Regions from separate parts of the Homo sapiens genome. Here regions 1, 2, 3, 4 and 5 are each linked to region 6. Evidence: chromatin loops called from intact Hi-C (ENCODE). Cell type or tissue: endothelial cell of umbilical vein. All regions are shown on one strand. Region 1 holds the start of SULT1B1 (sulfotransferase family 1B member 1). Region 2 has its middle 42 kb from the start of SULT1B1. Region 3 has its middle 36 kb from the start of UGT2A1. Region 4 has its middle 13 kb from the start of SULT1B1. Region 5 has its middle 21 kb from the start of SULT1E1. Region 6 has its middle 37 kb from the start of SULT1E1.

What was found. Peaks named below come from ENCODE experiments on the same cell type or tissue, not always from the same donor. Only the 100,000 strongest peaks of a DNase experiment are listed, where the experiment ranks them.
Region 1: it touches region 6 in a loop (6-fold over the local background); 12 of 110 quality-filtered maps call a loop at or near these places.
Region 2: it touches region 6 in a loop (5-fold over the local background); 2 of 110 quality-filtered maps call a loop at or near these places.
Region 3: a loop joins it to region 6, with 18 times the contacts of the local background. A loop is called at or near these places in 22 of 110 quality-filtered maps.
Region 4: it touches region 6 in a loop (5-fold over the local background); 9 of 110 quality-filtered maps call a loop at or near these places.
Region 5: it touches region 6 in a loop (6-fold over the local background); 17 of 110 quality-filtered maps call a loop at or near these places.

The regions. Positions count from the first base shown.
Region 1 is chr4:69,758,704-69,763,703 of GRCh38, forward strand. SULT1B1 (sulfotransferase family 1B member 1) reads right to left here and starts at 1,917. Exons shown (of 8, transcript NM_014465.4): 1 at 1,756-1,917. In endothelial cell of umbilical vein, no CTCF peak of the experiment used is centred here; DNase peaks (open chromatin) are centred at 638 and 1,968; H3K4me3 peaks cover 1,518 bases; H3K27ac peaks cover 3,545 bases.
Region 2 is chr4:69,715,734-69,720,733 of GRCh38, forward strand. No RefSeq gene overlaps it. Among named protein-coding and RNA genes, the nearest start is that of SULT1B1, 42 kb to the right of the region's middle. In endothelial cell of umbilical vein, no CTCF peak of the experiment used is centred here; DNase peaks (open chromatin) are centred at 2,898 and 3,078; H3K27ac peaks cover 3,166 bases.
Region 3 is chr4:69,686,956-69,691,955 of GRCh38, forward strand. No RefSeq gene overlaps it. Among named protein-coding and RNA genes, the nearest start is that of UGT2A1, 36 kb to the left of the region's middle. In endothelial cell of umbilical vein, a CTCF peak has its summit at 2,765 (motif pointing right); a DNase peak (open chromatin) is centred at 2,936; H3K27ac peaks cover 321 bases.
Region 4 is chr4:69,771,474-69,776,473 of GRCh38, forward strand. No RefSeq gene overlaps it. Among named protein-coding and RNA genes, the nearest start is that of SULT1B1, 13 kb to the left of the region's middle. In endothelial cell of umbilical vein, no CTCF peak of the experiment used is centred here; a DNase peak (open chromatin) is centred at 2,238; H3K27ac peaks cover 2,485 bases.
Region 5 is chr4:69,879,068-69,884,067 of GRCh38, forward strand. No RefSeq gene overlaps it. Among named protein-coding and RNA genes, the nearest start is that of SULT1E1, 21 kb to the left of the region's middle. In endothelial cell of umbilical vein, a CTCF peak has its summit at 2,318 (motif pointing left); a DNase peak (open chromatin) is centred at 2,304; H3K27ac peaks cover 430 bases.
Region 6 is chr4:69,820,508-69,825,507 of GRCh38, forward strand. It overlaps a transcript of SULT1E1 not described here. Among named protein-coding and RNA genes, the nearest start is that of SULT1E1, 37 kb to the right of the region's middle. In endothelial cell of umbilical vein, a CTCF peak has its summit at 3,074 (motif pointing left); a DNase peak (open chromatin) is centred at 3,064; H3K27ac peaks cover 502 bases.

The sequences.
Region 1 (5,000 bases), 62 kb before region 6:
TATAGACAAATTGATTCCCCATGTAGCAAGTAGCTTATATTATATATTTATAGCATCATTTCTGGTTCCATTTCATGTCTTGGTTCATCCTTTGCCTTTTCTTTATTTATTCATCTTAATTTAATTTGTACTATTCTTTTATATGCATAAAATTGATTTACAGTTTCTATTCAAATTACAGTCCATGTACAAGCCCCATGTGTTATTGGCCTTAACGGAGAGCTTGTTGGAAATGTGGAATCTCAGGTTTCAACCCAGAATCAGAATCTACATTTTAGTAAGATCCTCAACTAATTTGTTTGCACTTAAAACTTGAGCAAATGACTTTAAACTACCTTTAATTATCTAATGATACAGGGTGTAAGTAAATGATTTAATCAAAATGAATTCAGGGTCTTTTAAAACAAATTGTACTGATTGTGCTTCATGTATATGATCTCTAATCATTACCTACCCTGAAATGATAAGTCTTACTTGCATTTTGTGGATAAGATTAGGAAACAGATCTTCAGAGCGTCTGCTCAAAGAAACACAGAAAGGGAGTGGCAACCCAGGAATGGACTTTAGTTTGCCCAGCTCTGTTCATGTGATCATACTGAAAATTTACCGTAGGCCCAACCCAGAGTCAAAAATGTCCGTGATTTATCTCATTCAAACAAGAGTATTTACAAATTGGAAGGGATTTTTGCTTTGACAATGAAAATCCCCCGTGACAAAAAGGTCAGGCACTTCATGCTGTAAAATTGTTGCCGGAGAAGGATGGAATGAGTAGGAAGATGAAAATAAGGCAGCTGTTTGTGAATATATGCTAGTCACCTCTGGGAAGTGGGTGTGTCCAATTCAGGAAGCTACAGGGTATTAGGCATCAAACAGCATTACCTCGTCATGACCAGTGGATAAATGATGAGTTCTGAATTATATGGGGAGAAGAGTATGGAGAGGAGGACTGGAAGATGTCAAATAATTAATATAATTAAACTAGATATGCTGAAAGATGATTTATGAATGACATTTACTTTAAAATCTAAAAATTAGTTCATAAAATATTTTAAACCCTATTGGAAAGGAACAGGCTATTTAAAGTAGTTGTAAATTATACATGGGATCTCAAGACTTCCTATTTAAGATGAGCCATAGGCTGAAAATTAAAATGTCTAAAATTGACTTTAAGGAATATTAATGGAACAAAAGAGAAAAATAAAAAACAATGCCTGTTTTAGAAGAAACTGAGTCATTTTACATTAAAACTATATTTTTCCATCAATTAGAAAAAACAATTTCTTTCATTTGTCATACTCTGACAAAGTTTAGCTCTATCTGATACACATCAAATCAAGCTACTTAAATAAATGTGGTAAACGACATATTTTATATTCTGGAGTGCACCTTAAAGGTGTGTGTATGTGCATATGTGTGCATGAATGCATGTGAGTAGGACTGGATGAAGGATGGGAGCAGAGAAACGAAAACTTGAAAAAGATTTCTTTTTCTTTAAGTGGCTTACAGTTTCTTGAGAAGACCTCCATTCCTTGCATGCTTCAGTTCCACTAAATGTAGAAAAATAAAATTGAACATTGAAAGCTTGAGAGATTTTAGACAGCATAAACAATGAAAGTTTCCTATAAGAAAATTGGAATTATGCAAAAGACTTTCTAATTATAAAATATGTTCAAAACAGAAATTGTTCTGAGGCACACAATATTCTGCGGGGATAGGACAAAACTTCAAGGAAAGAAATTGAAAAGCAAATTTTACCTCACAATTTAATCCCTTTGTTCAGTTTTCATTTTCAGGCAGTGAAGCTGCTGTAGAGTAACCATGGGAAACGGTGGTGGTTCTGGCAGGCAATGGGGAGCACAGGAAGGCTCCTGGCACCAGAAAAAAAAAAGTTCAAGGTTTGATCTGAACGTAGCAATCACTGAGTTTACAGGCAGCTAAGATATAAAAAGGTTAAACTACCCACACCCACAATCACACACACACACATACACACACATGAGGCAAGTTCCACTGTTTCAACAGCTAGCAAAGCCAGGAAGCCAGGAAGTGGTTCAGGGTGGTGGCCATAAGTCAGCACAAGCACAGGCTGTTTAGATTTTAAGCTCTCTGCAAGCTTCAAAGTGTCTGAGAAATGCAGAGGGAAAGAACATGAAGGGTTAGTGGATCAAAATTGTTGCTTCTCTATATCTTATAAGAATGTCTTCTAACAATTTTGGTCATAACAGAAATAAAAATTGGTTTTGTGTGTGTTTGTGCATGTGTCAGTATGTTTCCATCTGGAATAAACGTGAGTTTCTAATATCATTAAATGTCAAACATATTAAAGATGAAATGATTAATTACTTTGGCATCAGAAACACAAATACTCTAATCATTTCCACAACTCTTGGTTTTTTCTTCTTTTGGTATGCAGAATCACATAAACAAGAAATGAGTGGAAATCAATCCATTTTTTAAGAGCACTCGTCTCAAACTTACACACAACTACAACCACCAAGCTCTTGCCCCTGAGTTATACCTATGAAGGCCTGGGAAAGTCAGGAAGACCAGAGGGAAACTAGCACATTCCTTTAGACCATCAGTTTAACTTATAAATGTATTAAAGAAATGTAAAGCATATTTTCTTCTTAAAAGATGCTGCCGCTCTCCCTCTCCCTCTCCCTCTCCCTCTCCCTCTCCTCTTTCCACGGTCTCCCTCTGATGCCGAGCCGAAGCTGGACTGTACTGCTGCCATCTCGGCTCACTGCAACCTCCCTGCCTGATTCTCCTGCCTCAGCCTACCGAGTGCCTGCGATTGCAGGCGCGCCGCCACGCCTGACTGGTTTTCGTATTTTTTGGGTGGAGACGGGGTTTCGCTGTGTTGGCCGGGCTGGTCTCCAGCTCCTAACCGCGAGTGATCCGCCAGCCTCGGCCTCCCGAGGTGCCGGGATTGCAGACGGAGTCTCCTTCACTCAGTGCTCAATGGTGCCCAGGCTGGAGTGCAGTGGCGTGATCTCGGCTCGCTACAACATCCACCTCCCAGCAGCCTGCCTTGGCCTCCCAAAGTGCCGAGATTGCAGCCTCTGCCCGGCCGCCACCCCGTCTGGGAAGTGAGAAGCGTCTCTGCCTGGCCGCCCATCGTCTGGGATGTGAGGAGCCCCTCTGCCTGGCTGCCCAGTCTGGAAAGTGAGGAGCATCTCTGCCCAGCCGCCATCCCATCTAGGAAGTGAGGAGCGCCTCTTCCCGGCCACCATCTCATCTAGGAAGTGAGGAGCGTCTCTGCCCGGCTGCCCATCGTCTGAGATGTGGGGAGCGCCTCTGCCCTGTCGCCCTGTCCGGGATGTGAGGAGCGTCTCTGCCCGGCCGCCCCGTCTGAGAAGTGAGGAGACCCTCTGCCTGGCAACCGCCCTGTCTGAGAAGTGAGGAGCCCCTCCGCCCAGCAGCCGCCCCGTCTGAGAAGTGAGGAGCCCCTCCGCCCGGCAGCCACCCCGTCCGGGAGGGAGGTGGGGGGGTCAGCCCCCCGCCTGGCCAGCCGCCCCGTCCGGGAGGTGAGGGGCGCCTCTGCCCGGCCGCCCCTACTGGGAAGTGAGGAGCCCCTCTGCCCGGCCAGCCGCCCCATCCAGGAGGGAGGTGGGGGGGGTCAGCCCCCCGCCTGGCCAGCCGCCCCATCCGGGAGGGAGGGGGGGGGTCAGCCCCCCGCCCGGCCAGCCACCCCGTCCGGGAGGTGAGGGGCGCCTCTGCCCGGCCGCCCCTACTGGGAAGTGAGGAGCCCCTCTGCCCGGCCACCACCCCGTCTGGGAGGTGTACCCAACAGCTCATTGAGAACGGGCCATGATGACAATGGCAGTTTTGTGGAATAGAAAGGGGGGAAAGGTGGGGAAAGGATTGAGAAATCGGATGGTTGCCGTGTCTGTGTAGAAAGAGGTAGACATGGGAGACTTTTCATTTTGTTCTGTACTAAGAAAAATTCTTCTGCCTTGGGATCCTGTTGATCTGTGACCTTACCCCCAACCCTGTGCTCTCTGAAACATGTGCTGTGTCCACTCAGGGTTGAATGGATTAAGGGCGGTGCAAGATGTGCTTTGTTAAACAGACGCTTGAAGGCAGCATGCTCATTGAGAGTCATCACCACTCCCTAATCTCAAGTACCCAGGGACACAAACACTGCGGAAGGCCGCAGGGTCCTCTGCCTAGGAAAACCAGAGACCTTTGTTCACTTGTTTATCTGCTGACCTTCCCTCCACTATTGTCCTGTGACCCTGCCAAATCCCCCTCTGCGAGAAACACCCAAGAATGATCAATGAAAAAAAAAAAATAAAATAAGAACTACAAAAAAAAAAAAAAAAAAGATGCTGCCAACAGATTCCTAATCTTTGCCAGTCAGGGTTGTTTTATTTTCATTTTGTAAAGAGGGTGGAAGAGTATTAAAGAGAGAATACAGACAAAAGGGGTTTATGTGCACCTATTATAGTTGTATTTTGTTGCCCTTATGGGGAAGCATTAGGCTTCCAAATGAATCAGGAACAGGCACATAGAGGGCATTGAGACAGTCGTATGTCAATCTGTCTCTCTTTGATTGAGAACCTGAAATGTTTGAATTTTCTGAGATTCCCTAGCTTAGAAAGTTAGCTTTCTAGGCTAACTTGTTTATTTTCTAAATGTGATTTTGTGATTTTATAAGCTATGATTTTCTTTTCTCCTTTTGATGACGCATAGAGCCATTGGCTCCCACAGACCACCTCCACTTCCTACCAACCTTCATGCAGTCAACTGACACATTCCATAGACATAGAGTCTGTATAGGTCAACTTTCTGCAGTAGTGAACTACTGAAAACAAAAGCTGAACAAATTATATTTTCAATTGTGTATACAAATCTGCTATTGAAAATTATTTTATAGTGTAAGTTTAAAACCAATTCAATAGGCAAGATAATATAATACATTCGGACAGCCTGAAATCTGACAAATTTTGGAAACCTGTGGAATTGTACCTCAGGCTTCCTTAAGTAAATTTATCAGT
Region 2 (5,000 bases), 100 kb before region 6:
TTAAAAATTATAAAAGAGAATTAAATAATCTCAATATATGCATAAGGATACAATTCTAGCAACACATAATTAGAGAAAATTTTCTTAACAAATTGAAGAATTTCAATTTAAGAAATACAAAAAATAGAATTAGTGATAAAATATTAAAAGCTTTACTTCTGAGACTGAAAACAAAAGCCTAAGTGCTCAATTCACTATTTTTTAAATATTTTATTAAATGTGCTAGGCAGCACAAGAAGAACTAAAAAAAATACAAAGTTTTTAAAGGAAGAATTATAAACTGTCATTGATAACTGACATTATATTGTATGTAAAAAGACTTGATAGAATCTGTAGACTATTAAAATTAACAAGTGAAATTAATAAGGTCTCTGGATAAAAGGTTAAACTAAAAATCAAATGCATTTCTACATACCAGGAACAAAAATTATAAAATGGCCTTTAAAGAAAATATCATTTAAAATGATCAAGATAGGTCAAATGTGGAGAACTGAATCTAACAAAAGTATACGACTTCTACATTGAAATAACAAATTATTAGAGGTAAGCAAATAATTCCCAAATAAAAGCATAGTTTTTTGTAATCATGTAATTACTTGACTAATTGATCAATAGATTAAATGCAATCCTAATACAGATCATAGCAGGTTTTTTTTTAAGGGAAATTGTCAAGATTCTTCTAAAATGTATATGGAAAAACAAAAGGCCAATACTTGACCAGGCATTCTTGAGGAAAAATGAAATTGAGTTCTACTATCAGTCATTCAGTTACATTGTTAAGCTATATTAATTAAAGCAATATGGTGTTCATGTAAACATTTATAAAAGACCAGTGGAATAAAATAGTCCAGATACAGACCCACATTTATAAGGACAACTGATGTAATACAAATGTGACTGCAGTAAAGTGAGGAATGAATGGCCTTTTTAGTAAATTGTGCTAAGTCAACTGGATATCTCTAGGTGGGGAAAACCACTGGAGTCCTACCATATAAATATTCATTCCAGATATATTTTAGATTTACATGTGAAAGACAAACAATAAATCCTGTAGAAAAAAAGAGCATCTTTATTACCTCGTTGCAAACAAATATTTCTTATGTGGGATACAAAATGCTTACTCTGCAGAAAAAATTATAAATTGAACAATATTAAGACTAATAATACCAAAAGACACTGTTAAGTGACTAAAAACTCAAGTCATAGAATAAGCAGATGAAATAGCAGATGTAATATCAAAAAAGCCAACAGTTTTGTGTTTCTTAAGAGTAAGAAAATTGACGACCACATGGCAAGACATATTAAAAAAGAGAGAGAGAATACTCATCAATATTGAGGATGAAATAGGGATATCACTAATATTTCTATAGACAATATGAAAATAAGAAAGATTTTGAAAAGAGCAAAGATACAAAAAATCTTAAGGTGTATATATATACACACCTACATAAAAATATGTACATATGTGTAAGCAAACATATGCACATGCACACTCATAGATATTCATATTCTTCAAATCAGTGAAAAAATAGGGCAACACATAAAAAATAGACAAAAGAGTTGAATGGGTACTTCACAAAAGAGGTATAATGAATAATCAATATGATGAATTAATGTGAAAACTTACTCAAAATTTATCAGCAGTGAAATATCAATTATAACCAGAACATAATAAACATTTACCAAGATGGCTAAAATGAAAATTACATAAAATAATAGGTGATGAGTATAAAATCTGGGACTGGAATGCTTTTGTACAGCTGGTGTAATTGTAAATCAATATAACCAGGTTGGAAAAGTATATGGTGGTATATCTTAAACGTATGCACATCACGTTATTTAGTAAATCAATACCTAGGCTACACTCAAGGAAAATGCACATAAAATATATATACCAAAAATGTAAATAACATGTTCACTGTAGTACTATTTGTAGTAAACCAAACTGAAAATTTTGAAATGCTTATCAAAAGCAAATAAACATTGGTATAGTCTCATAATGGAATGCTATATAATAATAAAAATAAAAACTACAACTACATGCAACAACATGGATAAATCAGTAAAATACAATGTTGAGTGAAAAAAGTCACAAAGTCCACAGAGTCCATCTATACCATTCCATTAATATAACTTTCAAAATAAAAGGCAAAAGTAATCCATGGTGTTAGAAATCAGACTTGTGGTTTCCATTGGGAGTAACATTGACTGGAAGAGTGAGGCTCCAGTATGCTGGTAATGTTCTAATTCTTAAACATTAACCAAATTAACCAGAGACATGAAATCTGGTTACACAGGTGTGTTTATTTGGAAGGTTTCTCTGTATATCTATGATTTTTGGAGTTTTCTATCTGTATGCTATACTTAAAAAAATGGTAAAACTTCAATGACCATGAAAAATTCAGATATTGAGATGAAATTTTGGTACCCCTAAAATGTGCCTTGACCACTAGGCTGCTTTGAATAGACTTTATATCTATTTATTTTTATTGTATGTTGCTATCCCTTTCTGGTTTGCTTCCCTTGCATTTTGGCTTTGTTGCAGAGGCCCAGTGTGGTTCAAGCTCAAGACCCCAAAATACGACAGTAAGAACAACTCAGGCAAAACAATGAGAGAGTATAGTTTTATCATGTACTAATCTATTCAGAAACTTAGCTTTCAAAAAATGGAAGAAATAATTACCCAGGGAATAAGAAAAAAATGTTCTCAATGAAACCCAATTTACACTCATTGTTTAAGCGAATGAATAGTTTACACACTAAGCAAACTGTACTAGGAAAGTTACCCATTTATTTTAAAACACACTGCATATTTGGCTAAAGGCCAGTTTTAAGTTATGTGATTCACTTAACTTCCTCTTTCCCTTCAAATTATATTTAGCCATTGGCTTTAAGTTTTAAGTTTTCATTATTTTATTTTTCTGCATTTCTAAATATGAATTTCATTCGTACAAAAGGAGCTACTTTGTAGCTGTTAAATCTGTCTATCTATCTATTACTTGCAAAATGAGTAGTTCATCTTCGTCACTTGGAAATTGCAATATATAATATGGCTATTGAGTCACCTCTGGTGTTTTATAGAATGTGTAAATTAGAGTCCCACTCCAGGCTTTCTTAATCAGAATCTCTAGAGAGAGCTACAAGAATCTTTCTTTTACAAAAACTTCTACTATGCACAACAATGTTGATACTCTTGCCAATAGTTCTAGAGGAAGGGAGGGAGGGGATATAGAGGATGCAAGTTGTGAGAAAATAGTTTGTTCCCTCTCCTTTTTTCCCATATTCGAAGTTACAGGAGAAGCTTTTTCATAAGATTTGTGACATCTTGTTCTCTTTCTCTCAATAGAAGAGAACAGGACAGGGTACATTTAGTGCCCTTCTTATGAATAGGCTGCATTATCTTATTAATCATTTGTTGGGACTCTATGCATTTTACCAGAGACATTCCTTTCTAATGAGTAAGTTTTAAAATCAACACTTGAAACTCAAATTAACCTAGATGAGTTTGAACTATGGTATTGCCATCATTATTTAAGACTATAAACAAGCACCAATTATGACATAGTTTATAGAGAAAAAGCACTCATAAATCTAATTTTCATAAGTTCGTAGGCAGTGTCCTTGCCATATGAGGTCTCTAAGAGAGAATAGAACTTGTAAATTTCACATTGTCAGTTTAGGCACCATTACTTAATTATTTCCATGACATGTTTGAGAGGTAATCTAATATCCGAAGGTGATTATTTACATATAATTCTATGAAGTATCATGTAATGTTGAATGACATTTTGAAGACAAACAGACTTATATTTGAATCCCAGTTCTGAGTCTCAGTTTCCTTGCTTTAAAATGGAATTTATGGATACTTCTACAGTATTGTCTCATATCTAATAACTTATCAATTAAAATGGTAAAATATAAAATATACTAATTATATATCATTCTACATATCATAATAATGTTGAATTAAGTTACACAATTGCATATATCCAATTCTATTATCATATTCTATAATTATTAAGAAAATTATTTCTTCTTGTAGACTAATGAGAAAAGGCTGTGATCAGCCTTAGGTAAGATGATAAAGTAAGAGATAGAGCCCATTTGTGTTTAGCCATTTCCCAATTGCTGACCAATAAATTTATGATTTTAATAGGGCCAAGAAAATTTGCATTTAAGATTTTCAAGCACATTTGAAAATCATTTTCTATGTGTCCACTGGCATTTTCTAAAAAATGCTGAGACACGGCATTTCCCAATTGCTACCAAAATGATTACAAAGCATTACTGAGAGAATATATATGTGAATTTACATGACACCCAAATGCTATGTTTGACAGTGTGGACTTTATGGCTGGGCATGGTGGCTCATGCCTATAATCCCAGTGCTTTGGGAGGCCGAGACTGGAGGATCACTTGAGGCCATGAGTTTGAGAGCAGCCTGGACGACATGGCAAGAACCTGCTCTATAAAAATACATAAATAAAAATTTAAAATTTAAAAAATAGGCTTCCCCATGTAATCAAATTCCCACTGAGAAATTTCAATCCACCTATGTCACAGTATCTAACTTATCTTTATTTTTGCAATAGCTGGATTATTACAACCTATGTATCATTTGCAGTGTTATTCCAATCTTTATAGCCTTGCTGTGCTTTTCTATTGAATGATGATCATTGACACACGTTGAAAATATTAAGTACTCGAGAATAATGCCTTAAGCAGGAGTACTTGACACACGTGAAAAATTTAACTTGGTAGCAAACAACAAAAGAACAATGGTAACAGTAATGAAGCCAGAAACCTCCTTGCCTCCCAGTAATTTGCGACATATTTCTACATTTTGAAGCCAGCTAGCAGTGTGGAACAAGAAATCCGATGCCTCAATCCCATTTAGATAAATAAAATTTCAAGATTTTCACAATGATTACCTTCATGGCAGCTGATATTAAATGAGCACACTGAAGTATGCTAGGCACTGTTTTAATTGTTTTATGTAT
Region 3 (5,000 bases), 130 kb before region 6:
GCTTCTATACCAGGAGTTGTTAACATGATATATAACATATATAATTTTAATATGTAATAAATATTATATTATTTATACATTAATATTATATATTATATAAATACTATATGTCTATTTGACAGATAATATATAATAAAAATTATTTTTTTCTAAAATCTGTTTCTTTAAGAAATTTGTAATTGGTTTTGTTAGGCACAAAAAAATGCAGTTCTCTTTTTGTTTCTATGTGGTTAAACAATTGTTTCAGGTCATTAATTAAGCAATCTATAATTTTTCCCATTTCCCAGTGGTATGAAATGCAGTGACATATTAGCTATACATATATGATTAGGTCTCTACCTTTCTTTATATGCTAGTTTTCCATCCCTGTGTTGTTACCACACTATATTATTACTTAAGTGTTATTATTTATTATTTACCTTATTAGCTGTTCAGGTGAGTATGACTTTGTCCTTAAAATGTATTTTGGCTATTTTGAGCCCTGTATTAGTCCATTATCACGCTACTATGAAAAAATACCCGAGGCTGAGTAATTTATAAAGAAAGGGTATTAACTGACTCAGTTTCCACATGGCTGGGGACGTCTCAAGAAACTTACCATCATGGCGGAAGGCACCTCTTCTCAGGCGGGCAGGAGAGAGAATGAGTGCAAGCAGGGGAAATGCCAGGTGCTTATAAAACCATCAGATCTCGTGAAACTCATTCACTCTCAGGAAAGCAGCATGGCAAAAACCGCCCCCATGATCCGATTACCTCCACCTGGTCCCTCCCATGACGTGGGGATTATGGGAACTACAATTCAAGATGAGGTTTGGGTGGGGACACAGCCAAACCATATCAAGCCGATTATTTATTTCACAGATTTTAGAAATAAAGTTCATACAAACACAGAATTAACCATTGGATAATTTGTTTTAGAATTACTAGAATCTTTTTATGTTACATTTATTAATAGGTATATTGTATTATTTGTAGTGTCTCATTCAGTGATTTTAAAATTTCTGATTGTTATTTGTGTGTAAGATTGCAATTTACTTTTGTATATTAGTTTCATATATAGCAATTCTGATAGACTTTCTGATTTGAATAATTCAGCAATTTGTTTTAGAAAAACATAAATATGTATATTGCATTAATTAAAACATCAAATTCAACGTTAAATTGGAGAGATGTTAAAGAACATCTTTGTCTTGATCCTGATTTTTAAAAATTATTCTAATCATTCATTATTAAGTAGATTATTTCCTCAAGGTAGTTTCCTTGTTTTATTTTTTCTTTTTGTTTAATAGCTGTTGTTTCATATTTTTCATCTGATTAAGAAATTTCACTGCTATTTTTTAATCAATAAGGGTATTGGGCTACATTTAAGACTTTTCTACATTTGTTGCTTAATAGAGTCAATTAAAGTTTGAAGTACCTTTTTAAGAAATTTTATTCAAAGCTCAATCTGAAAAGCATGAAGGTTTTACTACATTAAGGGCTTCAGGAATTAATGGACAATATGTTTTAGTCTTTACATACTTTCCTTTTTGGGGGTGCAAATGGAAACATTTGAAAGTGTTCACTTAACTGTGCTCTATTTTTATATAATCATGCAACTACCGCAGGGCTAAAATAAATTTATTTTTGGCAGCAGGAATAGCAAAAGATCATTTGAATCAATACACTTAGAAATGTATTAGAATTTGCCTAGATATTTTTGTGCTTTTTAAAACTGTTCTCATGTGACAATATTTTTGCCAAACTTTGGTAGAATTTCTCAACTATATTGATGAATTTGAGTTCCTGGAATTTCTAACTCTATTTAATTTGATGTCTCAAAAATATTTTCAAGTGAAATATAATCAGTTCTATCAAATTCAGTACATGCTTCCCCCTTCAACGTACATACACAACACACACACACACATAGGCACACACACACACATTTTCCCACAGGCTTATTTTTCTGTGAAATGATATTTTCTCATAGAATTATGATGATTATACAACATGGATACAAACTATATAAAAATCTGCAATCAAGTTATTCTGTAATTTGAATCTATTTAGACCTTTCATTGAATGACTTTGAACAAATAAATTCTTAAGGCCTGTAAAATTATCTCTCATTTAAAATCAAATGTGAGTGATTTCCAAACGGCTTATTAAAACACAATAACGCTAGGATTACAATGTCTTGTTTATCATTTTGTTGTTGTTGTTATTTTTATTGTGTTACCTTTGTTACTTCCTCAGGAAACTAGGTATTGAACATTTTTAGATCAGACAATAATATTTTCCAGCATTATTTTGAAACCTAGTTATATTTTAATTCAATGATCTTGAAAATTATATCAGATAATCCTGGATATTAATTAGATGTTAGTGGAAATAGTTTTAGAAGTTTTAATATATAGTATTGAATAAAAATTGTGTCATTTTACTGTTTAAAATTATTTTAAACCTATTAATGGAGCCGATATGTTGCTAATGAAATCTGCTTAAACTTTTAATGTATTTATATCTTTGTTTTAATTTATAAATAGCACTAACTCTAACCTGAAAAAGTCTTGATAAATATAAAAAAAAACTAGTGCTTGGAGAATAACCACAGAATTTCCTAATAAATATATTGTGTGTGTTCATCTCTGTTTTGGATATATATATATATATTTAGATGAAACTTTATCATTTTGCCATCAACAAAATTATTAAATTCCTAATAATTTGGACTCATCATACTTATTCAGCACTATCAATCATCATCCACATGAGGGCAGCATATCCTAAAGGATGTAGATTTTAATATTACAGTTTCGAAAGTGCTTTTACACAGTTTCATGTTGAACCCTAGCAAAAGTTGTCTATTCCTAACTTTATGCTATAGATGAAGAAATCAAAATCAGAGAAGTTGAGGAATCCCTGGCAAATGCAAACTGGAATTATGTTCCATTTTCACCAATTACATATTTCTTATTCACTTACATTTTAACTACAAAACAGTAGTAAGAAAAGCATGGGCAAAAACTTATGCATATGTTTCTTTACTCCACTATCTTTAATTAGAGATGCCACATACACAGAAGGTAATTTCAAGTGGGACAATGAAACTTAAAGACGACTATTCCAAAAAAATAAAAATCTTTGGCAAAGAAATTTCAAAGTGTCATTAGTTTTAGATTTGTGTAGTAATGATAAGCTACAATCCTAGCTAAACAGAGAATTTACAGCTTGCACTTTTCCATTTATTATTTCCCTTAATGAACTGTTGCATATTCTAGTTAGAAGATAAAAAGATTAGTTTTAATTATTACGGATACATAATAGTTGCACATATTTATGGGGTACATGTTGTTTTGGATGCAAGTGTAAAGTGTATAATGATCAAATAAGGGTAATTGGGATACCGATCGCCTCAAGCATTTATCTTTTTTTGTGTTGGGAAAATTTCAGTTCAACTCTTTTAGTTCTTTTAAAATATACAATAACTTACTGTTTACTATAGTCACCTTATTATGCTACCAAACACTGGATCTTATTTATTCTAACTTGATTTTTGTAGCCATTAACCACGCCCTCTTTATACCCCCCATTCTCACCACCCTTTCCAGCCTCTGGTGACCATCCTTCTACTCTGTATGTCCATGAGTTAATTTTTGTTTTTAGCTCCAACATAAGAGTGAAAACATGCAATATTTTTCTTTCTGTGCCTGGCTTATTTAATTTAACGTAACTGGAGGACACTCCATGTTATTGCAAATGACAGGATTTCATAATTTTTATGGCTGAATAATAATTCATTGTGTATTATGTACCAGGATTTCCTTATCCGTTTATCCATTGGTGGAAATGGATGTTGATTTCACCTCTTGGCTATTGTAAATAGTCCTGCATTAAACATGCATGTGCACATATTTCTTAAATATATTGATTTCCTTTCTTTGGATATATACCAAACAGTAGAATTGCTGAACCATATGGTAGTCATATTTTTAGTTTTTTGAGGAAACTACACAGTTTTCCATAATGGTTGTAATAATTTACTTTTTCAGCAACAGTGTACAAGGGTTCCCCTTTTTCCACATCCTCATCGCCATTTGTTATTGCCTACTTTTTTGAGTAAAAGACATTTAAACTGGGATAAGATATCTCATTATAGATTTTATTTGCACTCCTCTGATGATTAGTGATGTTGAGCATTTTTTCATATACTTGTTGGCCATTCTTCTTTTGAGAAATATCCATTCAGATCTTTTACCCATTTTTAAAATTGACAATTTTTTTTCCCTACTGAGTTGTTTGAGCTCCTTATAGATTCTGCTTATCAATTCTTTGTCAGATGGGCACTTGGCAAATATTTTCTCAGATTCAGTGGGCTGTCTCTTCACTTTGTTGTTTGTTTACTTCACTGTACAGGAGCTTTTTAGGTTGATGCTATTTCATTGTCCGTTTTTGCTTTGGTTACCTGTATTTTTGAGGTCTTACTCAAGAAATATTTTCCCAGAACACTGTCCTAGAGTGTTTCCTCAACATTTTCTTATTGTATTTTCATGGTTGAGGTATTACATTTAAATATTTAATCCTCCTTTATTTAATTTTTATATATGGCAAGAGATAGGGGTCTAGTTTCATTTTTCTGCATACAGATATACAGTTTTCCAAGCACCATTCATTGAAAAGTCTGTCAATTCAGCAGTGTATATACTTGGCATACATTGTCTGTGTAATCTCTTGATAGTTTCTCTTATGGTGCAGAAGTTCTTTAATTTAATTATGTCCCACATGCCAATTTTTGTTTTTGTTGCAATTGCTTTTGGAGACCTATCCAAAAATATTTTACCTAGGCCCTTGACAAGAAATTATATCCTAGGTTTTCTTCAAATATTTTTATAGTTTGAAGTCTTCCATTTAAATTTTTATTATAGTTTGAAGTCTTCCATTTAAATATTTAATCCATCTTGAGTTAATGTTTGTATAGGGTGAAATATATGGGTCCAATTTCATTCCTCTGCATGTGG
Region 4 (5,000 bases), 49 kb before region 6:
TGAAATGATGTTTGGCTTTCTTTGGGCTATATTTGTATAAATATGTTATTGGTATATGTTCCATAATATTGGGAAACTCCTATAATTCTAATATGACTTAGGGTACATTATTAATAGTTATAATTATTATGTAAAATTGTTACGTGCCACAGAAGTAACCAAATTTCCTTATCAATTGTGACTTTAATAGTGGCTGTCCTAAGATGTTTTGTCATCTACAAACAATTGTTGTTTTAACCCTCTTTAGAAGCTGGGTTTATAATCAGCTATAGAACTCTAGCAGGTGTTCTTGAATGCAGGTTTCTGATAACTGGTAATTATGACATTAGAATAGAGGGGAAAACTTTCAATACTCAAGGAAAGCTGAAATGTTTATGAATATCAAGCAGAATAAGAGTAAACTGAATTAACTGAACCAATAGAAAACTGAAGTAAACTTTTTAACTCTTTCTGCTTAAAATATTGCTGATCTTTTGTTTCGTTTCTTCAGAGTCAAGGAAACCTTTGAGCTATTTACAGCTTGTAGAAATTGAGTAAAGTGTACTTCTGTAAACAAAATTTGGTGTATATTTGTTTCTCTCTACCTGATTTCTCCAGAATTTGGAAACTATTTTTATCTTAATTTATGGCACTATAATTATTTGCATAAGTGCAATAAGAATCTGTTTTTTTTTTCAACAAGACACAGAGAAATTATTTTATCAAGGCTTTGACTGGAATGGTGTGCTTTCCTTTAAGGAATCAAACTTGAGTTGTAAAGTCAGTAAAAGCCCTTTGGGGAACTGGACTCCCTACACAGTCCCTGTACAGGGTCTCTGACCTGTGGTAATTAAAGGATGTCACTTTTGTTTTTTTTTTTTTTTAGATGGATTTTCACTCTTGTCGCCCAGGCTGGAGTGCAGTGGCACAATGTCGGCTCACTGCAACCTCCACCTCCCAGATTCAAGCAATTCTCCTGCCTCCTGAGTAGCTGGGATTATAAGCATACACCACCATGCCCAGCTAATTTTTTGTATTTTTAGTAGAGACGGGGTTTTGCCATGTTGGGCAGGCTGGTCTCGAACTCCTGACCTCAGGTGATCTGCCCACTTTGGCCTCCCAAAATGCTGGGATTACAGGCATGAGCCAACATGCCTGACCAAGAATCTCACTTTTGAACAGGTCCAAGAGCCACAGGTTATCTTGAGGCCCCAAGGGGAGAGGAATTTACCCAACTCTTAGGTATTTGAGGGTACAAATAGCAGGACTCAACTTCAAAAATATCTTATCTGAGATTCTTTCTATAGAATAGGGTTTCATCAAAACCAATTTTGAGAAGCCTATGTGAAAATTAATTATTCTTGCTGCACTTTATACAAATAATCAGGCAAAATATAATAAGGCAAATCAGTCTCACCACGATTTGTCTTTAGTAAAAATAGGAAACTGGAGAGAGAAATATTATGTTTGAAGAACTATGGTATATTTGCTCTTAGATTCTAGTCTCCTCAGTTGTTTTTAAATATGTTTCTGCAATTTATGGTAATCCTGCATATTCCTGTGAACAAACCAGTGATCTCTAACTGCGGCTCAGAAAAAAAAAGAGGAATCAGTTATGTAAAAATCTGAATCAGTATTCTTATACCGGGCATATACTGGAGTCACCTAGCAAACCCATATCAGCTTGGTTCCAACAATTGCCCAGTTCATGGAAAGCCCACTAATTAATTTACTTGGGATAATTTTACTTATTTTGCTTTACTGTTGTGGAATATATTGCTGTTTTAGTCTTTGCATAGGTATTCAGGACAATGTTGAATGTTGTATTATATTGAAAACTTATTAATCTTCCAGTAATCACCTTTTGTCAGAATTCGGAGTTATATATGGCACTAGCCATACCAACACTTTCTGACTGAGCTCCTCTCTATTCTAAACACAAGAGACCCTCATGGTTAGGCAGGAATATCATCACCTTTATTCAGCAGAAAAAGTTACAGAAGATGGATCTTCATCCCTCTGCTCTCTTAGGATAAAGGGTTCTCCTATAAAAGGGAGGGGGTAAATGTCAGAGGCATGTGAACTGGAGCAACTCCAGCTTAAATAAGAGCTAGGTAAAATGAGACTGATACCTACCAGGCTGCATTCCCAGACAGTTAAGGCATTCTAACTTACAGGAAAAGATAAGAAGTTGGCACAAGACACAGTTCATAAAGACCTTGCTGATAAACAGGTTGCAGTAAAGAAGCCGGCTAAAACTCACCAAAGCCAAGATGGTGACGAGAGTGACCTCTGGTTATCCTCACTGCTATGCTCCTACCAGTGCTATGACAGTTTACAAATGCCGTGGCAATGTCAGGATGTTACCCTATATGGTCTGAAAATGTGAGGCATGAATAATCCACCCCTTGTTCAGCATATCATCAAGAAATAACTACAAAAATGAAAAATGGGCAACCAGCAGCCCCCAGGGCTGCTCTGGCTGTGGAGTAGCCATTCTTTTATTCCTTCACTTTCTTTTTTTAAAAAAACTTTTCTTTTTTTTCTGTTTTTTTGGTCATCCAGGCTGGAGTGTAGTGGTATGATCTCAGCTCACAGCAAACTCTGTCTCCTGGGTTCAAGCGATTCTCCTGCCTCAACCTCCCAAGTAACAGGATTACAAGCAAGCACCACCACGCTTGGATAATTTTTTGTGTTTCTAGTAGAGATAGGATTTCACCATGTTGGCCAGGCTGGTCTCAAACTCCTGACCTCAAGTGAGCCACCCTCCTCGGCCTCTCAAAGTGCTGGGATTAGAGGTGTGAGCCACCAAAGCCCAGCCTCCTTTACTTTATTAATAAACTTGCTTTTGCTTTGTGCTGTGGACTAGGCCTGAATTCTTTCTTGTGTGAGAGCCAAGAACCCTCTCTTGGGATCTGGATTGGGACCCCTTTTCTGTAACACTGGTACTATAGACTAAGACTGATCCTAGCCTTTAGAATGTACTCAGTAAAGGTATTTCTAAATGAAAGGCTGTTAGGAATATGTTAATAATCACAGAGTTATGTGACATATAATAGGAGTTTTTAGTCCTAGGTATAGAAAACAGATTAATTTTATTGAGCCAATTGTACCTGGTAAATACAATCATGTAATTGTTATCACAATTGTTTTATCTCTAATTATTTATTTCACCCCAAACCAACTAATCAACCTTCAATGGAAACAGTACAGTGGTGAGATCATGAACTCCAGTATCAGAAAGACAGACTTGAGTTCAGATCAAGATTCTCCAACCTACTTGTTGCTTGTTGTGTAAACACAATTGAAACCAAAATGAGCACAAAAGTAAATTCTCATACACAACTGCCACCAACCAATATATTCACTTCTTTCTCAAGAAAGGGAGAGGTATCTGGTTAGGCCAGACAAGGTTCTTGGGGCTAAGCAAATGGGTATGTATTTTTTTCTTTCTTTCTCATTGTTAATAAAAATGAGTCTACAGAACACTAGACAATGAATGTCTCAGTACCAAAATTGTAGTAATCTTGGGAATTACATGAGTGCTTACTTTCTTAGCTGCCAAAGAAAGAAGACCTGTTTGAGGGCTATAATTTTTCTATTTACTTCTGGCCTGTTTCTTGCCCCTGGAGAAGGAAATAACAAAGCTCGTTACCTTATGCCCATTTATACATATGTTCTTTTTCCCCACTTATACACACGCAGTTCTACCTACAGCACACATACACTCACAATCCTTTTCTCAGCAGAAAAAAAGAGGATAAGAGAGTTACTACTTTCTTGGGAATCAGACCAACATTCACACTCTAACTCACAAAAATACAGGGAGGCTCACCTGCTTCTTGTTTACCATAAAAGGGATTGAGTTGCAGGACTACCTCTCCTTTTTATGCCAAGGTTAGGAAGAAGCAAGGGGAGACACAGATGGCCCTTTTATTCTTTTCATAGCCTTAGGAAAGGTGAGCAGCTGCCTCTATTGCCCATATATCTGCCTGTGGTTTCCATTTCACGAAAAAGAAACAACAAAAGCTCTCTTAAAAGAGTGTGTTTTTACCCTGAGATCTCTTAGGTGGCTTCAGTAAAACATAAAAATTATATTTGTATTAACATGTAATTTGCGCTTTAATATCTCCAACCTTTACCCCATTACTCCTCCCTCTGTTAACTCTTCACCTTTGGAGATACTGGCCATGAAGTTACAGCTCTTCAGGAAAGATTAAAAATGGGCTAGCTATGCTAGAAGTCTGAATCACTATTCTGTGTTTATTTACTGGTTAAAGTTTATTATTTTATGAGTACACTATGATAGGTACAGGGTATATATTAAACCACCTATGTCAGTTAAACATTGTATAGCCAGGTGACACAAAATTAACTCTAGACCCACCTCTTTATTTCTTTAAAAATATACAGAAACCTAAAAGGTCTCATGTATCTTAAGTTATTTAATGTAAACTTGGAAAGCTCAACAGCTGTACTACATAATATCACCTTAATTTTACTAAAACTGAAATAAATCATTTTATTATATATTAATGGGGATGATACTATACCTAATACACAGAGATGGTGCGCATATTTTCAAAGATAATGCTTGTGAAGCACTTAGTACTATCACTGATGGTCAGTATTATGCAAGTATAGTATTTTGTAATTATTATTTTTGCATTCACTTTCTCATTAAGTAACAGGAGAAGCCAGAACAATGAAGATGGCTTCTGAGCAGTGGGTTATGAGGCAAAATAGGCTATTTAGTAGAACTTTTAATGACCCAGATATAGTCATGCTCACAAAGAACATTGTTCATGACAGTAGGGACTGTATCTCTATGAGAATGTCACTGTGACTGGCTTCCTCCTCAACTGTGCTACAGCTACTCTTCTTTAGAGGTCTGTTCTTAGAACACATTTGGTTTTTTCACTGCATTGTGCTAGAAAACTCCATTCATGCTAGCACTCCATTCATGCTACTACTATATACCTACATGTACAGATAAAATTTCATTGTGTGTGCACTTCCTT
Region 5 (5,000 bases), 59 kb after region 6:
CTTTTTCAGATTTCTCTTTAGTTGTTGTCTTTTCCTGATTGATTTTTTGGAGCTATGTTATGTACTAGAAGCATTACTCCTTACTCCATATTAAGAGTTACAGATATTTAGTCTCATTTATCACATATCTTTTTACTTTTGAATTGATTTTTTACAATGCAAAGAGTTTTGATTTAATTTCATTTTTTGCCTGTCAGATTTTTTTTATTTTTTGTTTTTTTAACTTTTATTTTAAGTTCAGGGGTACATGTGAGGATGTGCAGGTTTGTTACATAGCTAAATGTGTGTCATGGGGTTTTGTTGTACAGATTATTTCATCACCTAGGTATTAAGCCTAGTATCCATTAGTTATTTTTCCTGATCCTCTCCCTCTTCTTACCCTCTGCCCTCCAATAGGCCCCAGTGTGTGTTGTTCCCCTCTATGTGTCCATGTGTTCTCATCATTAGCTCCCACTTATAAATGGGAACATGTGGTATTTGATTTTCTGTTCCTGCATTAGTTTGCTAAGAATAATTGCCTCCAGCTCCATCTATGTCCCTGCAAAGGACATGATCTCATTCTTTTTTAATGGCTGCATAATATTCCATGGTGTGTATGTACCATATTTTCTTTATCCAATCTATCACTGATGGGCACTTGGGTTGATTCCATGTCTTTGCTGTTGCTGCAATGAACATATAAGTGCATGTGTCTTTATAATATTACAATATATATTCTTTTAGGTATATACCCAGTAATGGGATTTCAGGGACAAATAGTATCTGTGTCTTTAGGTCTTTGAGGAATTGCTACACTGTCTAAAAAGCTCAATATCACTGATCACTAGAGAAATGCAAATCAAAACTACAATGCAATACCATCTCACACCAGTCAGAATGGCTATTATTAAAAAGTCAAAAAATAACAGGTGCTGGTAAGGTTGCAGGGAAAAAGGAATGCTTATACACTGTTGGTGGGGTGTACGTTAGTTCAGACATTGTGAAATGTTTTGATCTTATGTAGTCAATCTTATCTAAGGTTCTTATGTGGTGTCTGATTTTGAGCTCTGAATAGAAAAGCCTTCCCTACTCCAAGTTCACAAAAACAAAACAAATAAATAAACAAAAAACCTTACTGTGGCCAAGCAGGAATATAATTTCACTCAACAGGATCTGGTTGAAGATAGTTTAATGAAGGAACTATTCATGAAAGTACAGACAAGATAAAGAAAGTGGTGAGAAGTGCTAAGAACCCCAGGGACTGGCTTTGGTAGGAAGCCATCACCACTCCTGGCCTGAAGGGGTAAGAAGACAAGGTGTGCCTGCAACCATGTGAGACTGTGAGACCTGAATTAGGGGCCTCCTTGAAAGAGCTTAAGTGTGGCCATTCTTGTTGATTTTTCTGTATGAACATGGAATCAGCATGTCTAATTAAAATATAAAACAAATCTTTTGCTTTTATTGCTTTTGTTTTATTAATTAATTTAGGAAGACTTGTCATCTGTATGAGTTTATATCTTCCTATATACAATCGTCATACCTCTCAATTGTTCAAGGCTTAGTTTTCATCCTTCTGTAGGCTTCAATTTTTTTTTTTCAGAGAAGTCTTATATGATCCTACCTATATGGGGAAGGGTATTTTATCTTTTGTCATTATTGTTGTTGTCATATTGCTTTTACAAATGGTTGGTTTTTGTCCAGCATTTGTTCTGTCAGGTGGTTCTGTGATTGATTGAAAGCTCTTGCACTAGCAGTTCCATTTCAATGTGAGCTTTGCAACTTTAGGAGCTCAGGTGACATTGTTCACTAGTGAGTTCTCTTTCTGCCCTTCTTCTCTTCATTTCTTTGCTATCAGATTTGGCCAGTCTCAACCAGTGCAAGCAAAGTGACACCAAAATGTCTTAATTATTTCCCTGATATTTACATTTTAATTACAAAATACATATGTTGTCATTGTAGAAAAATAAAAAAGAACATAGAAGCTAAAAATATTACTGTAATATGTGAAATAAAAAGAACCCTTCCACTTCTTAATCACTTAATTATTATTTTTTCCTTTCATGGTCTATGTATTTTTTTTCAAACAGCTGAACAAAACTGATGCTATGTCAGTAAAAAAATAAAAATAAACCACTTACCAATTACAAATTATGTAAAAATGGACTCCTTAGGCAAAAATTATATATTTTAATTCTATAAATAATTGTTCATCTATATAAAGCAGTAGAATAATTTTCTGTTGAAGACTGTGTCATCTGATCAACCCCAGAACAGACTGAGGCTTCAGACTATGCTGGCAGCACAGTATCCTGCTGCTCTCTAGTGGCACATTTCAATATCTGCAGGCAGATTGACTAGGCAATGTTATTTCATTTTTGGATTTCTGGCTTGGAGCAAAGGAAAAATCAAAAATGATCCAAAAGTTTAGAGACAGTCAAAGCTATTAATTTGCTGGTGTTTTATCAAGTTCTGTGAGAGTGAATTAGTCTGAGTAGTATCTTTTTTTTTGTTCAATTCAAATAGTTGTTTCAATTAAATATATAAGACTATTTAAAAATTAATTCAAGAAACATTTTATTAGCATTAGCTAAATGCCAGACATTATGCTAGCCAGTGAAAACACAGTTCAGTAAAAGGTAGACCTTTATTTTGAAGGAGGTCACATAATAATAACACTGCCATAATGTGTCATACTGAATATAACAGCACAGTACAAAGAAAGTACAAAAAGGAAAAATAAATGTATTCACATTCCCTATTCTTGATCAATTTCAGATAGAAGGCCTTAATTTACAATGGTGTTATTTCCTCTAGTGCTTGACGTAAAGTTGACAGAGCTTGGTAGAAGAGAATAGTGTTTTTAATCAGTTTTCTCATTTTAAGACCATTTCCTCAAAATATCACTTAATTCACTATGCTCTAGTCTTTTCGATTAACTTTAAAAGCGTGCTAATCCACATGAAGCAACTCCTCGCCCCTATCCTTGACTGGGATTTTGTGCTATTTCGTACTAATTGGAGGAGAACCTCATGTGTGCTCCAACTGCATCTCCTTTAGGATCAGATGTTTTTCCTGGTCATTCTAATTACTGGAGAAAATCCTATTTCAAAAACCAAAGAAATCTGGAACCCTAACACAGTGCCTTCCCACTCCTACCCACTTATTTACAAATATCCCCATTATAAGAGGCTTTCTACCTGAAACCTTTTTTCCCCAATAGACATGAATAACACCTACAATCACCCTCCAGGTTGTCACACTCCACACTGGAATTTGTACTTTTATTTGTGAACACTCCTGCAGGGAGGGTAAGCTCTACAGATGGCTTAGTTCCCTTAGTACTGTGCTCATTCCTCTTCCTTCCAGCCTCCCTGGTCCTTAGAGCAGAATAATGGCTAAGCCTGAAGAGTGAGGAAAGGGTCCATGAAAAAGGAAATATTTGAGCTGAGTTTTAGATGACAACTCAGATTTCTCAAAAGAAGAAAGAAGAAAGGAAGAAACAACATTCTATTTAGGGAAAAAATCAGGTAAAGTTATCTGCATTAGTCTGTTTTCACACTGCCATAAAGAACTGCCCAAGACTGGGTAATTCATAAAGGAAAGAGGTTTAATTGACTCACAGTTCTGCATGGCTAGGGAGGCCTCAGAAAACTTACAATCAAGGAAGTTCAAGGGGAAATGACAACTTCTTCACAAGGTGGCAGGAAGAAGAACGAATGCAGGAGGAACTATCAAACACTTATAAAACCATCATGTCTTGTAAGAACTCACTCACTATCCTGAGAACAGCATGGGAAAACTGCCCCCATGATCCAATTACCTCCACCTGGTCTCTCTCTTGACATGTAGGGATTAAGGGGATTATAATTCAAGATGAGATTTGGGGGTACATAAAGCCTAACCATATTATTCCGCTCTTGGCCCCTCACAAATCTTACATCCCTTTCACATTTCAAAGCCAATCATGCCTTCCCAAAAGGGAAATAAAGAGTCCCCTTTTGGGAAAGCTTAACTTCCCAAAAATTAAGACTCCCCTTTTGGGAAGACATGATTGGTTTTGAAATGTATCAACTCATTCCAGCATTAACTTAAAAATTCAAATTCTTAACTCATTCCAGCATTAACCCAAAAGTCCAAGTCTCATCTGAGACAAGGCAAGTCCCTTCCACCTAGGAGCCTGTAAAGTCAAAAGCAAGTTAGTTCCTTCCAAGATACAATGGAGATACAGGCATTGGGTAAATGTTCCTATTTCAAATTGGAGAAATTGGCCAAAACAAAGGGACTACAGGTCCAATACAAGTCCAATTCTGGCTGGTTAGTTATTTGGTGAGTTCCAAAATGATCTCCTTTGACTCCATGTCTCACATTCATGGCACGCTGTTGCAAGAGGTGGGCTCCCATGGCCGTGTGCAGTTTGTGGCTATGCAGAGTACAGACCCTGTGGCTGTTTCATGGGCTCACATTGAGTGCCTGCAGCTTTTCTATGTGCACAGTGCAAGCTGTCAGTGGATCTACCATTCTGGGTTCTGGAGGATCATAGCCGTCTTCTCACAACTTCACTAGGCAATGTCCTTGTGGGGACTCTTTGTGGCAGCTCCAACCCCACATTTCCCTTCTGCATTGCCCTAGCAGAGGTTCCCCATGAGGGCTCCACACTTGCAGCAAACTTCTCCCTGGACATCCAGGCATTTCTATACATCTTCTGAAATCTAGGGGGAGGTTTCCAAACCTCAATTATTGACTTCTGTATACCCACAAGCCCAACACCATGTGTAAGCCACCAAGGCTTGGGACTTGCCTCCTCAGAATCAATGCCCTGAGCTGTACATTGGCCACTTTTAGCCATAGCTGGGACACAGGATACCAAGTTCTGAAACTGAACAAAGCAGCAAGGCCCTGAGCCTGGCTCAAAAAGACATTTTCTCCTCCTAGGCCTCCAGACCTGTGATGGGAGGGGATGCGGTAAAGACCTCTGACATGCCCTGGGGACATTTTCTCCATTCTCTTGGTGATTAACTTTT
Region 6 (5,000 bases):
TGTGTGATGTTTCCTCCCTGTGTCCATGTGTTCTCATTGTTCAACTCCCACTTATGAGTGAGAACATGTGGTGTTTGATTTTCTGTTCTTGTGTTAGTTTGCTGAGAATGATGATTTCCAGCTTCATCCACGTCCCTGCAAAGGACATGAACTCACCCTTTTTTATGTCTGCATAGTATTCCACGATGTATATGTGCCACATTTTCTTTATCCAATCTATCATTGATGGGCATTTGGGTTGGTTCCAAGTCTTTGCTGTTGTGAGAAGTGCCACAATAAACATACATGTGCATGTGCCTTTATAGTAGAATGGTTTATAATCCTCTGGGTATATACTTAGTAATGGGATTGCTGGGTTAAATGGTATTTCTAGTTCTAGATCCTTGAGGAATCACCCACACTGTCTTCCACAGTGGTTGAACTAATTTACGCTCCCACCAATAGCGTGAAAGTGTTCCTATTTCTCCACATCCTCTCCAGCATCTGTTGCTTCCTGACTTTTTAATGATCACCATTCTAACATTATACAAATCTAAGTAAAATGAATGTTCTTTGATTACTAAATTATATACTTCAATAAATCACAACAGCAGAAACAAGAAACAAATGAAGAGTTGAACAAAACACCCATTTATTGCTAGAAAATTCCAACAGAATATCATCAGTTAAAACACTGTTTTTTAATAAATCCCAATGTTTATAGAATTTATAAAAACTTAAAATTAATGCAAAACTATCCTACGTTTTTCACACAATGTTCAGCGGTTTATCACTGTAATAAATAACCCAATTTCATATCTTATGATTACAGTTTGTTTAATAGTCTGTTGATACCTAAGAATAAGGCTGTATTATTTTTCCATACACTATACCTTATAAAAAATCTTAGTTCATGTTATCAAATTTGATTGGCATAAAACATGGAGCAACATTAAGACACAGATATGAAAGGGCTGGATTTGAAGTTAGAACTATTCTTCCCTTATGCAGCCAAATTATCTGTCATTTGAATATCCTTTGCTTTTCTTCACTTTTCTCCTGTCAGTTAATACAGAAGACAGTTTCTCTATCAATGAAGATCCATGGCCATCATATCTAGATCATTCCATCCTGACAGATACTTTCATTCGTGTGTCTCTAAACTCCAATCCTTAGCAGGATGCTCTCCTTCCTAGCATGGGAACCTCAGGCTACCCAGCTGTCCCTGGCTACTTTTACGTGTGCATTAAACAATGTAACCATGGTTATATTAAAGCTATGATAGTAAATATGTTTTAATTCTAATCTCTTAGTTTCCATTTCCTATTTTCTGTCATATCAAAGAAATGTAATTTAAAGCTTTTGGGTAAATGGGAAAGAAATATTAAAAGCTCATAACCATTACATTGAGGTTTGATAATTAAATCAACAGATATTATAACTGACATATCAGAACTATATAGTTGTAATAGTTAGGTTGTTGTTAATTATGTATAGTTGCTCACTTGTGAACTATCCAGATTGAATAACTTGGAAAAGCAAGAATGGTCCTTCTATGCTCTGGATCAATATTAATCTAGCTATAGCAATGGAAAAGAACAAACATTTATACATTACTTTTTATTAAACTAATATCAATTAGGTTTTATGTAATTATTGTGATATAATTAATTCCCTCAACAATTCTGTTGTTGGTAGACAATGAAACAGATCAGGGTAACTTATTCATTTAATCCAACACCAACTTTTAAGGTAGGTACTATTATTACCATTTCACAGGTAAAGATACTGAGGCTCTAAGTTAAACCATTTGCTTAGTTTGCAGGAATAATAAATAAAGGAGACATTGGTGGCTCACACATGTAATCTCGGCACTTTTGGAGGCCAAGGCAGGAGGATGACTCGAGGCCAGGAGTTCTAGACCAGCCTGGGCAGCATAGCAAGACCCCATCTCTACACAAAATACTAAAAATTAGCCAAACGTGATGGCATGCACCTGCAGTCCCAGCTACTCGGGAGACTGAGAGGCTTAGGTGGGAAGATCATTTGAGCGTAGAAGTTTCAGGTTACAGTGAACTGTGACCATGCCAACCTGGACCCTGTCTGTAGAAAAAGAACAGAAAAGGAGTCAAGAATTACTCTAGGTTCTGTACTGCAAGATTTTTACTACTTTGTTATGGTGTTTACTGTCTACAATCACTTTTATTCATCCCCATCTTGTTTTATGGTCACTTAATTACATGGTTTGTCTTCTTTCTAGACCCTAAGTTATTTGAATGTGGAATCCATTTCTGATTTAGCTTTCCCCCTCGACCGTTGTATTTGTCATAAAGAACTGCTGTACATGGGAGATGTTTAGAAGAATATGTATTGCACAAATAAAGAAAAAAGTGAAAAAAAATGGTCCTGCAAAATTAATGTAGAGCAGAGGATAATGTTTATTTTACTTTTTACAACAAAATGGCCCTGAAAGGCCGTGCTGAGTATATCCATAATTCCCTGTGGAATTATGATGTGGTATGAGGAAATACAGCAGTTGCTTTGGTGCTATTGCTGCAGAAAAATCAGGAGGGCAAGAGAGACCTCAGGGTAAAGCAGGAGAATCTTTATTGAGTGCACTCAGACCCAGCAGACTCAACGTCCAAAGACTGGGCCCCAAACAAAGACAAGGTTTTGTTTATATACCTACTCCTAAGTGGTGTGAAAACTAATGTACAGAAGCAAGACAAAGGCACTTAATCAGGCTATGACAGGCTGATAACTCAGGTTTAGTATAGCCCTCACCATGCAGCCCAGATGGTCGTTATCTGGGCCACTATTTCAGGTACAACTAGCCTCCCATTGCAGAATTTTCACCATTCTCCTTCAACGTAGCTTCCATTTTCCTGAGCAAACTAAGCTCTTTCATTTGGAGTGTAGCTTAGGGTCTCCGAGAGGGGGATCTCTGGGAGGAGAGGCATAGTTAAGGCTTCCTCTTTAGAAGGTGGAGTCATCATTGCAGCCCACTTTGCCTTTGTGTCTGCCTTTCTATTTCCTTTAGCCTCTAATGTTCCTGCCCTCTGGTGCCACCTACAGTGCATCACTGCCACCTGCTTTGTGGCCCATACGGTGTCTAAGAGCTGTAGAATTTCTTCCTGTACTTTGTTTATTTTCCTCCAGCAGTTAAAAGTCCTCTTTCTTTGTAAATAGCCCCATGAACATGCCAAGTGGAAAAGCATATTTAGAGTCTGTGTAAATATTTGCCTTTCGGTCTTTTGCTAGCTGGAGAGCCCTTCTCAGAGCTATTAGCTCTGCTATCTGAGCAGAAGTTCCTGTAGGCAAAGACTGTGCCTCTACTACTGAGTCCAAAGTCACTACTGCATACTCCGCTCAGTGGACCCCCCCTAGAATGAAGCCGCTCCTATCAATAAAATATTCAATGTCCGGGTCCCTGAGGGTCTGATCTGTCAAATCTCTCTGGCTTGAGAACATTTCATCTACCACATCCACACGGCAATGAAGGGCACTTCCTGGCACTGACTCATTGGGGAGCAAGGTAGCTGGGTTTAGAGTATTCACAATCTCTAAAGTTATTCAGGGATTTTCATATAAGAGCCCTTGGTATTAAGTCATTCTCGGATTTGATAACCAATGGTACCCCCTTTGGTCCATCAAAGTTACACCTGAGTGCGGTACCTGGATTGTCAGTTGCTGTCCTAAAGTCAGTTCATTAGCTTCCTGTGCCAGCAGAGCAGTGGCAGATAGTGCCTTAAAACAAGGAGGCCATCCAAGTGCCACAGAATCTAACTTCCTGGATAAGTATGCCACCAGGCAGTGCCATGACCCTATGACTTGGGTTAGGATCCCTATGGCCATTCCTTTTCACTCATGGACATAGAAAAAGAAAGGCTTAGTTAGATCTGGCAGCCCTAAAGCTGGAGCCTGAGTCAAGGGTCCTTTGATTTCTTTAAAGGCCTTCTCCTGGTCAGTCTCCCAGAGGAGGAGCTCCTTTTTTCTCACTTTGTGGCTTCACATAATGGTTTAGCCATGAGCAAGAAATTTGGGATCCAGACGCAGCAGAACCCTGCTGCCCCTAGTGAGAGGTGAAGCCAGCCGGGGTTCTTGGTCGGGTGGGGACTTGGAGAATTTTTGTGTCTAGCTAAAGGATGGTAAATGCACCAATCAGCACTCTGTGTCTAGCTAAAGGATTGTAAATGCACCAATCAGCACTCTGTAAAGCACACTAATCAGCACTCTGTAAAATGGACTAATCAGCACTCTGTAAAATGGACCAATCAGCACTCTGTAAAATCACCAATCAGTGCTCGGTAAAATGAACCAATGAACAGGACGTGGGCAGGGCCAAATAAGGGAATAAAAGCTGGCCACCAGAGCCAGCAGTGGCAACCCGCTGAGGTCCCTTTCCACCCTGTGGAATCTTTGTTCTTTACCTCTTCACAATAAATCTTGCTGCTGCTCACTCTTTGGGTTGCTCTTTCGGGTCACTACTTTTAAGAGCTGTAATATTCACTGTGAAGGTCTGCAGCTTCACTCCTGAAGTCAGTGAGACCGCTAACCCACCAGGAGGAACAAACAACTCCAGATGTGCCACCTTTAAGAGCTGTAACACTCACTGCGAAGGTCTGTGGCTTCACTCCTGAAGCCAGCGAGACCATGAACCCACCAGGAGGAACAAACAACTCCAGATGTGCCACTTTAGGAGCTGTAACACTCACTGCGCAGGTCTCTGGCTTCACTCCTGAAGCCAGCAAGACCACGAACCCACCAAAAAAGAAATTCCGGGCACATCTGAACATCTGAAGGAACAAACACACAATCTTTAAGAACTGTAACACTCACCGCGAGGGTCTGTGGCTTCATTCTTGAAGTCAGTGAGACCAAGAACCCACTGAAAGGAACCAATTCTGGACACATTTTGGCAACCGTGAAGGGACAATCACCAAGTGGTGAGTAGCATCAGACCCCTTTCACTTGCTATTCTGTCCTATTTTTCCTTAGAATTCGGGGGCTAAATACCAGGC